Linked DNA regions of Homo sapiens: regions 2, 3 and 4 are each linked to region 1. The links are chromatin contacts, found by Hi-C or POLR2A ChIA-PET in ENCODE. All regions are on one chromosome and are shown on one strand. Each heading gives the region's core, a stretch centred on a gene start or an enhancer-like site at or near the end of the contact. The rest is flanking DNA. Distances are from core to core; before and after follow the strand shown. Region 1 holds the start of RBX1 (ring-box 1). Region 2 holds the start of NDUFA6 (NADH:ubiquinone oxidoreductase subunit A6). Region 3 holds the start of POLDIP3 (DNA polymerase delta interacting protein 3). Region 4 holds the start of NAGA (alpha-N-acetylgalactosaminidase).

The links. A loop is a pair of places that touch in the nucleus more often than their neighbours do. ChIA-PET counts read pairs that join two places held with the same protein, here RNA polymerase II (POLR2A). Pooled maps may share reads with other maps.
Region 2: a loop to region 1 is called in a pooled map, with 8 times the contacts of the local background. The contact joins the promoter of NDUFA6 here to the promoter of RBX1 in region 1. A Hi-C loop is called at or near these places in 7 of 50 pooled maps. POLR2A ChIA-PET finds 5 or more read pairs at or near these places in 2 of 52 experiments (CD4-positive, alpha-beta T cell and activated CD4-positive, alpha-beta T cell).
Region 3: a pooled map shows a loop between it and region 1 (20-fold over the local background). The contact joins the promoter of POLDIP3 here to the promoter of RBX1 in region 1. A Hi-C loop is called at or near these places in 6 of 50 pooled maps. POLR2A ChIA-PET finds 5 or more read pairs at or near these places in 2 of 52 experiments (A549 and AG04450).
Region 4: a loop to region 1 is called in a pooled map, with 8 times the contacts of the local background. The contact joins the promoter of NAGA here to the promoter of RBX1 in region 1. A Hi-C loop is called at or near these places in 9 of 50 pooled maps. POLR2A ChIA-PET finds 5 or more read pairs at or near these places in 2 of 52 experiments (CD4-positive, alpha-beta T cell and activated CD4-positive, alpha-beta T cell).

Annotation. Positions count from the first base shown.
Region 1 is chr22:40,950,083-40,952,782 of GRCh38, reverse strand. It overlaps RBX1 (ring-box 1), which reads right to left and starts at 1,405. Exons shown (of 5, transcript NM_014248.4): 1 at 1,307-1,405. The coding sequence starts at 1,384. RefSeq lists enhancers at 85-673, 1,129-1,338, 1,853-2,443 and a silencer at 1,389-1,968.
Region 2 is chr22:42,089,443-42,092,142 of GRCh38, reverse strand. It overlaps NDUFA6 (NADH:ubiquinone oxidoreductase subunit A6), which reads left to right and starts at 1,371. Exons shown (of 3, transcript NM_002490.6): 1 at 1,371-1,537. The coding sequence starts at 1,399. It overlaps NDUFA6-DT (NDUFA6 divergent transcript), which reads right to left and starts at 1,210. Exons shown (of 5, transcript NR_034118.2): 1 at 962-1,210; 2 at 543-846; 3 at 1-24.
Region 3 is chr22:42,613,526-42,616,225 of GRCh38, reverse strand. POLDIP3 (DNA polymerase delta interacting protein 3) reads left to right here and starts at 1,343. Exons shown (of 9, transcript NM_032311.5): 1 at 1,343-1,427. The coding sequence starts at 1,369. It overlaps RNU12 (RNA, U12 small nuclear), which reads right to left and starts at 982; the gene lies at 833-982. LOC124905127 (a long non-coding RNA gene) reads left to right here and starts at 1,447. Exons shown (of 2, transcript XR_007068118.1): 1 at 1,447-2,700. RefSeq lists enhancers at 356-485, 1,136-1,195, 1,276-1,455, 948-1,491, 1,492-2,035 and 1 more and silencers at 926-985, 1,526-1,855.
Region 4 is chr22:42,069,408-42,072,107 of GRCh38, reverse strand. It overlaps NAGA (alpha-N-acetylgalactosaminidase), which reads left to right and starts at 1,296. Exons shown (of 9, transcript NM_000262.3): 1 at 1,296-1,826. The coding sequence starts at 1,811. RefSeq lists an enhancer at 986-1,035 and a silencer at 1,216-1,515.

The DNA of each region.
Region 1 (2,700 bases), core at 156-2,655:
ACAGAACAAGGTCATCACTTAAATCTTAGATTACTTCATAACAAATTCTACAATTCACTAGAATTTTGATTCTTACCATAAAATAAACTGATGTTCTCAACTTTTATATGTTTAGACTCTTCTATTAAGATAATAATTCCAGTAAGAGTTTAACAGAATTTCATTCATTCAACTCTGGCTTCCTCAATTACAAATACTCCCAAACCTTCTTCGCTTTCAAACCCCATTCTCAGTGCCTAGTAACTTCTTTACCACTTTTCACATCACAGCTTCAAGGTGGAGGAAAAGCCCCTACTTCTATTATTTTTCAATATGGCTGCTGGCTGTAACTGAGCAGCAGTGGCCACAATGAGACACCAAAAAGCACTAGGACGGGGGATATTGTCAGTGTTTAGCCAGATGTTCTAGGAATATCTTCCCTATTTTAGAATCTCCATTTTGAACAGCTTTCATGTTAGGTGAGAATCGATACTGTTCTCCCAAACTGTGGCAAACCACTAAAAGGCATTTCATGCAAAAAGACACGTTCCATTTTTGCTTTCCCACGCTTACCAAGTCGTTCGCGACTAGTACTCAACCCTCCCTAACTGCCACAGGATTTGGGCTCGGATTTTCTTAACAAGTTCCACCATGCTTTTTATTATTATTTTGGAAGGGGGAGATTCTGGACGTGACAGAGAACCCAAGAGTGGGGTGGTTGTGTGAAAAGCCAACAGACGTCTCAGAAGAGCCAAGCATTACACTCCAGACTCTAACCAGGCAGTGTGAGGCCTCGGTTCAGCGAGGATCCCTCCAAGTGAGAGGACCCCTCCAAGTGAGAGGACCCCAAGCTTCAAAAAGGGGCGGAGCAAGATCACCAAGGGGGGTCCTCAGAGGCCTCTAATGCGGTAGGACCTCAGGTTCCAGGCTCTCGCCGCACTGCCCCATCCTCCACCGCCGCATTCGCTTCGACTCCCCATTCCACCCACCCCACCCCACCCTACCCTGTCCTTCCCCCACCTCTCAACCACTCCAGTGACAGCTCAAGCGCTTGGCTCCCGCCGCCAAGTCGCAACCCCGCGTATCTCAATAAGCAGCTCTGTGATTGGCCCCTTAGCCTCACAGCGAAACCAACACTTCCCCCAACAGTGGGCCGCCGTCACGCCGATCAACTCTAAGACCCGCCCCCCGGCTTCCTTTCGTGGTACCCGGTCCCAGGAACGCCCTGAAATGAAACCCTTTACTCCGCGCCTCGACCATCCTCGGGCCTGCCAGCCAGATCCGCGCCTCTCTAGCTTCCCTGAGGAAGGCGCTGGCGAGACCCAACCTTTTTCACTTCAAAGCGCTTCTTGCCCGCGCCGCTGTTGGTGCCGCTCGGGGTATCCACATCCATCGCTGCCGCCATTTTGGAAACACACGGTCTGTCGTCCGACCACCGCGCCTGCGCAGCAGCGCACACTTCGCTCCCCCCACCTCCCCGGCACCTCCTCCCGCACCCCACCCCTTACTGGCGCGCGAGGCGGAGGTGGGGGCGGAGCACGTGACCACGCCTCTTAAAGGGGCTGTCGCAGGTCGCCCCACCCGCGAACTGTAGGCCGGGGAGGGGGCGGTGGCCGGAGTGGGTGGGGCGGGGCCGGGCGGGGCCGGGCGGGGCCGAGGCTACGTGAGCTAGCCGGGTGGAAACGTTCGAAAGGGCTCGACGTCGCCGCCTCCTCTGGGAAGCCCCCGGCCGCACTCCGTCAGCTGGGGCGGCGGCTGCTTCCTCCGCCTGAGCCAGACCTGCGCCGCAGTCCTGTCCTGCCTGCCGGGCTCGCCGAGTCGCCGCGCGGCTCCCGGTGCTGGCGTGGGTGGGCGCCCGCGGCCTGCCCCGAAACCCAAGAGTCCTCGCTGGTCTTTCGCAGACTCTGACCCGCTTCCGAGCCAGGCCCAAGGTGCAGTCCCCGTGGGAGGGCTGGGGCCCAGGCACCGTCTGGTCTCCGATTTCTGTTCGGGAACTGCTCAGGGATTCGATGGGGAGAGAGGAGACCCCCGAAGTTCCTCCCTAAGGCCACACTGAGCAGGCCCCCAGCCCTGCCTTTACTCGCCCGCCAAGCCTGGGGGGTGGCCTCTGCGCCCACATAGTCGCAGTCCTAGGACCGCCTTTGGTCGTGGTGCACGGTTTCACCGTAACGTGTGTCAGTCCCCACTCCGCATTCCTCAGTTGTCATCTTTGTAGGGTGATTTCTCCCCGATCTGTGTCCTTTTTCCGCTGCTTGTGCTGTAGTGAAACCGACCCATCTGCAGTCGCTGTATTTCTTGAATTTTTGTGAGGCATTCTTTTTTAACTCTTGTTGCCCAGGCTGGAGTGTAATGGCGCGATTTCGGCCCACTGCAACCTCCGCCTCCAGGATTCAAGCGATTCTCCTGCCTCAGCCTCCCGAGTAGCTGAGATTACAGGCGCCCGCCACCACGCCCGGCTAATTTTTTGTATTTTTAGTAGAAACGGGGTTTCACCACGTTAGCCAGGCTGGTCCCGAACTCCTGACCTCAGGTGATCCGCCTGCCTCGGCCTCCCAAAGTGCTAGAGCCGCTTTTTTTTTTTTTCTTTTTTAATTTTTTTAAAAAATAGAGACAAGGTCTCACTATGTTGCCTAGGCTGGTCTCGAACTCCTGGGCCCAAGTGATCCTCCCACTTCGGCCTCCCAAAGTGCTGGGATCACAGGAGTGAGCCATCCCACCCGA
Region 2 (2,700 bases), core at 122-2,621, 1.1 Mb before region 1:
AGTCCAGCCTAGGTGAGTCTCACTCTGTCTCAAAAAAAAAAAAAAAAAAGGGTATATCAACACAATCTCACTGGTGTGTTGTGAAGCCTAGCCAAGTTAATGTACCTAGAGAACTAGAGAACAGTGGCTACTAAGGACATCTAAGGACACTTTATACAAACCTTAACTGTGTTACAACTTCTTAAGTCAGTACTGAGGTTCAAAAGCTTCCATTTTATTATTATGCTTTATAATTTATATATGTTACGTGCTTTCTTTTGTATAGCTCACTTGAATATATATATACATTTTAGAAGATAATAAGGAAGAAAAAAAGTATATCTGGTTTTTTAACCCTTCGAAATGGGAAAGTTTGGAGTAGATGCTCAGCCCCGGCCCCTGGCCCTTCCCCAATACTCACAGGCTCCTGTCAACTACACCTTCAGAAAAAGACGGAGCCTCTTAGGCAGCAGTCAGGCAGGTGGGGGCGATCTGTCAGGTGACCTAGACTCTGGGCCATCTCAGTTTCCTCACCTGTAAAATGGGGATGCTGAGGTACCTACCTGACCTATGAGAGCGGAGAACACTGAGATATCTTGCCCATGGCCTGCCCTGTGGTTAGCTGTCGTTTTTTCCTTGACACTTGTAGGCTCCTCTTCATGTTTACATAACCTCAGTGGGAAAACGCCAGCGAAGAGAGACACTCAGAATGGACGATCTAAAGTTCCTTCCAGCTTCCAAATTCTGGGCTGGTTTTCAGAGATCCAGGGCTCGGGATGCGAATGTCCCTGTCTACGATGGGGCTGCCGTTACAGCCTTCCTCCCGGGGCTCTGGAGACGCGCCAGCTCTTTGACACCTCTCCTGCGCTAAGGAAGAGTTGGTTTACAGAAAAGTAAGTATATCCTGGCCCTGCAGAAAGCCGCCAGGCGGCAGGACAAGCCCCACCGCAGCCCAGGCGCCATTATCTGCCTCAGCAGTTACCTCGGGGTCCCGCCACGAGGAGGTTCTTCAAGGCCTGCGCGCCCACGGACACTACCAAGGAGCGCGGCGGGCAGCCGGATAGCAGGACGCTGAGGGAAACCCCGCAGTCGCTCGGCGTCCCCGGCGCCAGCTCACGACCCAGCGACCTCCTGCGGCCCGAGCGTCCCCTGGCGGCAACGCCGGCTCGTTAGAGCGAGCGACAGATGGTGTAGTCCAAAGGCCAAGCGGCGTTTCTGTAGATGAGCATGCGCAGCACCCACCGTTCGCTCAGCCAGAGAGAGGCTTCCCAGCCAATCCGAGAGCCTCAGAGTCATCCTCCCGCCCACCCAGCATACAGGCGGGGCGTTCCTCCTTAGCCAATGGGAAAAGACATTCGCCCGCGGTCCGCACGCGCTGCTTGCAAAGGGGTGGGGTTGTGGAGTGGATGCTTTGGCAAGATGGCGGGGAGCGGCGTCCGCCAAGCTACTTCTACCGCCAGCACCTTCGTGAAGCCCATTTTCAGTCGGGACATGAACGAGGCCAAGCGGAGGGTGCGCGAGCTCTACCGCGCCTGGTATCGGGAGGTGCCGAACACTGGTGAGAGGTAGCGGCTTACGTGGGGACCCGGAGGCCGCCGCTCAAGGTCGTAGCCGGCCCGGCCGGGGTTTCTCATGGGCCCAGCTGAGGTCACCAACTTGGGCAGAGGCGACTGCGGGTGCTTCAGGGGAAGAGGGTCACCCGAGCCTACCATGGGCCGGACCTGGCGGCGGCGCGGTGGTCAGACCGGCCGTGCCTAGCATTCGTACGTGCTATCGGAGCTTTGGTCTCTTTTGTCCTTCGCAATTGGCGGGAGGACGATGACTGTCAGTGACACACTCACTTTGTGGGTGAGGCAGCGGAGGCACCGAGAGGTGAAGTGATGTGCCCAGGGCCCAGGCCGAGCCACTGTTGTACCCAGAACCCAAAGTCTAGAGTTGCAGAGTGTAATTATAGATGCCCGTTGGATTTTTTTGTTTGTGACAGAGTCTCGCTGTGTCGCTCAGGCTGGAGTGCAGTGGTGCGATCTCGGCTCACTGCAAGCTCCGCCTCCCGGATTCACGTCATTCTCCTGCCTCAGCCTCAGCCTCCCGAATAGCTGGGATTACAGGCGCCCGCCACCACGCCGGCCATTTTTTTTTGTATTTTTAGTAGAGACGGGATTTCACCGTGTTAGCCAGAATGGTCTCGATCTCCTGACCTCGTGATCCGCCCGTCTCGGCCTCCCAAAGTGCGAGAAAGAGGTGTTTTTGAGTGAGCTGGAGCACGGTGCCACTCCTCAGGGCTGTCGAGTCCCTGCTTGTGTGTGTGAAAAGGCGGTAGAATGTGGTGGTTAGGAGCACGGACTTTTCTTCAGGCGCTGCCCTCAACTAGCTGTGTGACCTTGGGCCAGTTATTTCATCTATTCCTCAGTTTCTTCATCTTTAAAATGGGAATAATAATTCCTTCTTCAGAAGGTTACTGTATTAAGTTAAAATATCTAGAGTGCTTAGAACAGGACTTGATGCATATTTAACTCATTAAATATTAGCTGCTGCCGTTGTTTTTGTTGTTATTTTTGTTATTTATAGGGCTTTCCTTAGCAGCAGCTTCCAAGCAGAACCCGGTTCTTTGACATATGAGAACTGTGTCTGCTCCACAGAGTCCCTGTCTTCAAGCTGACTTTTGGAAAAATTGCTACTGACCAGAACTTAAACCCACGCGATACTAGAGAAGGAGAAACT
Region 3 (2,700 bases), core at 94-2,593, 1.7 Mb before region 1:
CCCGAGTTCAAGCGATTCTTCTGCCTCAGGCTCCTGAGTAGGTGGGATTTCAGGCCGTGCCACCGCGCCCGGCTAATTTTTTTCTTTCTTTTTTTTTTTTTCAGTAGAGACGGGGTTTCTCCGTGTTGGCCAGGCTGGTCTCGACCTCCTGACTTCAGGTGATCCACCCGCCTCAGCCTCCCAAAGTGCTGAGATTACAGACATGAGCCACCGCTCCTGGCCTCTTACCCAGTTTCTGCACGGAGCTCCTGATGCCTGATGGCCAAGAGGACATAACCCCACCTGTTCTAAGGGCATGGAGTGTATTTTTAGAGTGATTGGACAAAATATGTGCCGAACACCTACGTCAGGTCTGGCGCATGCTGGAGGCTGGGGTTATATCAATGCAAAAGCCATTCCCTGTATTTAACACGTAAATGAATTAGTCTCTTTAACTCTCCCAACGCCCTATAAATTATTTGCTCCATTTTACATATTAAACGCTGTCACGAACTGAGCTGCTGTGTGAGGCCGGGGCCGGACTTATCTTTCTGAAGCACAGAGAAGCGGTTATACGCAGAAGTTTGGGAGAACTGGGTAAGGCCGCACACATGGAAATTGCCAGTTTCGTGGGTCCCAACGTCAATACTGTGGGCAACCTTAGACCGGCTCAAAGCGCAGCTGGGGACGGTGATGAAGTGCAGAGCGTCCACAGCCAGCGACAAGACTGCCAAGCAACTGGCAGCCTGAGTAACGGAGAAAACAACGAAAAAAACGCATTCACCACCTACCAACAAGAAACAAAAAACACGACCACCCCACAGTCAGTCTACTTTTTAGGCGTGAATAAGGTCGGGCAGATCGCAACTCCCAGGCATCCCGCAAAGTAGGCGGGTCACCTTGAGGGCGACCTTTACCCGCTCAAAAATTCGTCTCACATTAGCAGTGAGGATTCGGGCGTCACCCCGAATCGTTATTTTCCTTACTCATAAGTTTAAGGCATAAGGACGTTTTTAGTTTATTTCCTAGGTAATGAATTCTATTCTCATTAGGCGTATGATGACTATCGTAGTTGACTGTTGAGGTCATGATCCAGTTCCATTGAAGTTTGTCTCACTTGTTAATAATGTATTTTGTTGCTTTTCATTTAATTTTTTCCCTCGAGGAAAATAAATAATTCATAATGTGCCGAACTTCCGTATGCAGATGAGCAGCCAGCACCGCGAAGGCTCACGGGGAACGTCCCCGCCCCTTCCGGTTCTTGCCTGCTTTGAGCTGGCTGTCGCGAGAGTTGGTCCGCGGACGCCGGAAGTAGTTCGTCGCTCCCTAGCGGCCGAAGGGGCGGGCTCGCGGGGTCTCGACTGCTTTCGGCTTGCTCGGCGGAGCAAGATGGCGGACATCTCCCTGGACGAACTCATCAGGAAGCGCGGGGCGGCGGCGAAAGGACGGTGAGAGGCCTTTCCTTTCTTCGGGGTTTAGGGTCCTCGGCCTAGTGGAGCTCGAGGCGGGGGAGGTAGCGATCCGGGAGCGACGCGGAGGACCGGGTGCGCCCGCCCCCGACCACAGCCGCGCTCCTCATTGGCCGGCTGCCGCCGTCCCCGCCGTGGCCCCGACCGCCCGCCCACTGGCCGAGGCGCAGTCCCTCTGGCGGCCCTGGGAGGCCGACGGGGCCGCGGCGGGGACAGGGTGCCGCCTCGTGGACCTGAGGGGCTGCCCCCTGGGGCCCCCGCGTTCCGGGGTCCTGGGGTCTCGGCGGCGCAGCCTCCTTGCCTGTGTGGACTGGCATTTGGGCCCCGCTCCGTGATCTCGGCGCTGCCTGGTCTCCACCCATCTTAGAGTTGAGACAACCGAAGTTTAGTAGCGGGGAAGTGACTTGCTCCGACCGCCGAAGCTGAGGCGCAAGCCCAAATCCCCCTGCACGCGGCCCCTGTTAACACTCGCCTCTCTTTGTGCGGCGTTTTAAGTTTTCTGAGCCCTTTCATATACACGATGCCTCATTTAATCTTTTACAGTCCTGTTGTCTGCTAGCTATTCATGTTACCCACCTTTTACTGATGGGGAACTTGAGGCTGGAAGTGGTAGAGTGACTTGCCCGAGGCCACGGAGAACTGAGCGGCGGGCTGAGCGCGATTTAATTGCTGGCTGAGTTGGCCTCCTACATGGGCTTGAAAAACTGGTGTGTTGGGCAGGAGATTGGTTATTTCCTTAGGGAGAAGAAAGTGCTTGAGCTGGCTGAGGAGCCATGGAGGTGATTTGCAGTCATGTCTCCCAAACTTCCCCTAGACCCTTAAATGTTGTTAGTCATTTCAAGCCTTCGTGAGCTGAGTTCATCTGTATGAAGAAGTGAGAACTTTGCCCAATAGTTTCCCAACACACATTAAGTTTAAATGTCTTTGTAAATAGCCAGGATGTAAATATGTTAGATATTGTTTTCTCAGACATTTGTTCTCTCAGCAGATGTTTATTTTTATTTTTATGTTTTTTTTGAGACGGGGTGTTGCTCTGTCGCCCAGGCTGGAGTGCAGTGGTGCCATCTCGGCTCACTGCAACCTCCGCCTCCCCGGTTCCAGCGATTCTCCTGCCTCAGCCTCCCAAGTAGCAGGGACTACAGGTGTGCACCACCACGCCCGGCTAATTTTTGTATTTTTAGTAGAGATGGAAGTTTCACTGTGTTGGTCAGGCTGGTTTCGAACTCCTGACCTCAGGTGATCCTCCCGCCTC
Region 4 (2,700 bases), core at 47-2,546, 1.1 Mb before region 1:
CGGGCCTGGCCATAAAGGAATTCTCTGATCTACCTTGCCTGATACTAGGTCATAAGACTCTCATTCCAGAAGGGGTCCTGCCCTCCTCCCAGCAGGAGGGAATGCCACACAGAGAGAACAAGAAGAATCCGAATCTGAACAGACATTGCTGGGTTTCCACACTCAGCTATTAACATTAAATCATTCCCTTTTGTCTAATCGCGTTTATACACAGTTGTCCATTCCTTATTCCTTTTTTTTTTTTTCTGTTGCCCGGGCTGGAGTACAGTGACACAATCACAGCTCACTGCAACCTCGACCTCCTGGACTCAAGCAATCCTCCCACCTCAGCCTCCCGAGTAGCTGGGACCACAGGCACCTGCCTGGCTTTTTAATTTTTTGTAGAGACAGGGTCTCACTATGTTGCCCAGACTGTCCTTAAATGTCTGGCCTCAAGCGATCCCCCTGCCTCAGCCTTCCAAAGTGCTGGGATTACAGGCATGAGCCACCAGACCCGGCCAGGGCTGTCCATTCTTCATCAAACCGAGACATAAAAATAAAGATTTCCCTGAGTATTTGTGTCTTCATTCCTGAAGGCTCTCAAGTCACATAAAACATTGAGTAAATCAATCTATTATGCTTTTCTCTTGCTAACCTATATTTTATTTGTAGGAGTGTCCGCTGTGACCTTTGGGATGAGTAAGGGAAAATATCACACCTTTCTGCCCCTACAATGCCCAGAACAAAGCATTTGGCACTTAGCAGTTTCTCAATAAATACTTGATGAATGAATGAAGAAGGAAGTAGCCCAGTCTGTGCGAGTAGTCCCTGAGCGTCAGGCGGGGAAGGAGAGCCGGCTGCCTTTGCGGGAGCTGTGACCGCCTGCTTTGGTGCCTCCCACGCACCCTCCTTGTAGAGACGATTAATCCCAGACTTCCATTTTCCTAGCAGCTCACTAGGCGGGCCTTGCTTCAGAGCAGTCTCTCATTTCCTCTGCACAAAGCCCTCAACCGTCCTCTGCACGGCCGCTTACTGAGCGCCCACGGTGAGCCTGGCACGATCCTTGCCCTCTTGGTCCCCACAGAGGTGGAAGGACAGGCCTCGCGGGGTCCGGGCCACGAAGGACAGCCCCGAGTCCGTTCTGCCAATGCCTGCCTCGCTAGCACGCAGGGCGGGAGCCCAGTGGGGAAGGGCTTAGGGAGGCTGGGAGGCCGGACCCATATGGGCGGGGCACAGCGTTGCTAGGGGGGATTCTGATAGGTTGCGCGAAGGGTTGCCTTCGTGAGGCCCCGCCCTCACTGGAACGCTTCGGACTTATCAGGTTACCGGATTCGAGTCAGAAGCGGCGGCAGGTCTGAACGCTTCGGTAGGATAAGTGCGGTGGGAGGGGGCTCTGCGGTTTTGGGGAGCCCAGGGCGGGAACCCGGACCCGGCTGGAAGTCCGGAGCCTGGCCGCAGCCCCGCCCCTCCGCTCTTTCTTGGTGACCTTAAGCCAGTGGCTGCCTTTTTCTGAGCCCGGGCGGGGCCGAAGGCGGCCCGTAGGCCCTCGGGACTCCCAGCACTGCAGAGGGTGTGAGGTCTGACATCCAAGACACGTTGTTTCGTATTTCTGAAGGAAGAACTGAAGCTCCGGGAAGTGATGGCTGGGGATGGGGCGGGCAACTTGGGGACCGAGTGTACGATCCACGCCTAAGGTTGAGGGCGGCCGAGCTAGCCAGGCAGCCGTGACCCCAGTGCTTTTCAGACGTTTCTTAGCTTCCAGAGCCCAACACATACAGCTGATACACGCAGACCAGATCTGGTCAGGTCCTCGGAAGCTGAGTCCAGAGCGATGCTGCTGAAGACAGGTACCTACACCGGCTGGGGTGGCTTGGAAGGGTAGGGGTGAGTGCTACAAGGAGTGCTTTGGCCCTTCTTCCCTAATGTGGGTATGTGGAGAGACAGGTTCCTCTCTCTTTTACTTAGAGCTGGGCAGGAAGGGAGGAGATGCTTCCCCATACGGGAATCATTTCTCCTTCAAAGGGGCCCTTCCTTTCTCACTTCCTCTCCCTCAAGCACAGAGGCCCTAACTGATGGATATCAGCATGTGCGGAGAACCGCCTGTACAGTCCCTACAGTAACTCCATATTACAGATAAGGAAACTGAGGCCCGAGGGGGAAAGGTCTCACTTAGGTGAGCTGATTGGGTGCCCATCCTGGCTGGCTTACTTCTTAAGCCTCTCTGAGGCCTCTTGAGGGTCTGTGGTAGAGAGCAAAGAGCTCTGGACTGGGGCTCAGGAGACCTGGAGTCTGGCCAATGGTCCCGACTTAACGATTTTTCAACTTTACTGTGGTGTGAAAGCGACGCACATTCAGTAGAAACCACAGTACGTATACAACCTGTGTTTCAGTATTCAGTAAATTGCATGAAATATTCAACAATTTATTATAAAATAGGCTTTGTGTTAGATGATTTTGGCCAGCTGTAGGCTAATGTGCGTTGTCGCACTTTTTTTTTTTTTTTTTTTTTGAGACGGAGTCTCACTCTGTCACCCAGGCTGGAGTGGAGTAGAGTGGCGCGATCTCGGCTCACTGCAACCTCCATCTCCCAGGTTCAAGCAAGTCTCCTGCTCAGCCTCCTAAGTAGCTGGGATTACAGGCACTCACCACCTCACCCCGGTATTTTTTTGTAGTTTTAGTAGAGACAGGGTTTCACCATATTGCCCAAGCTGGTCTTGAACC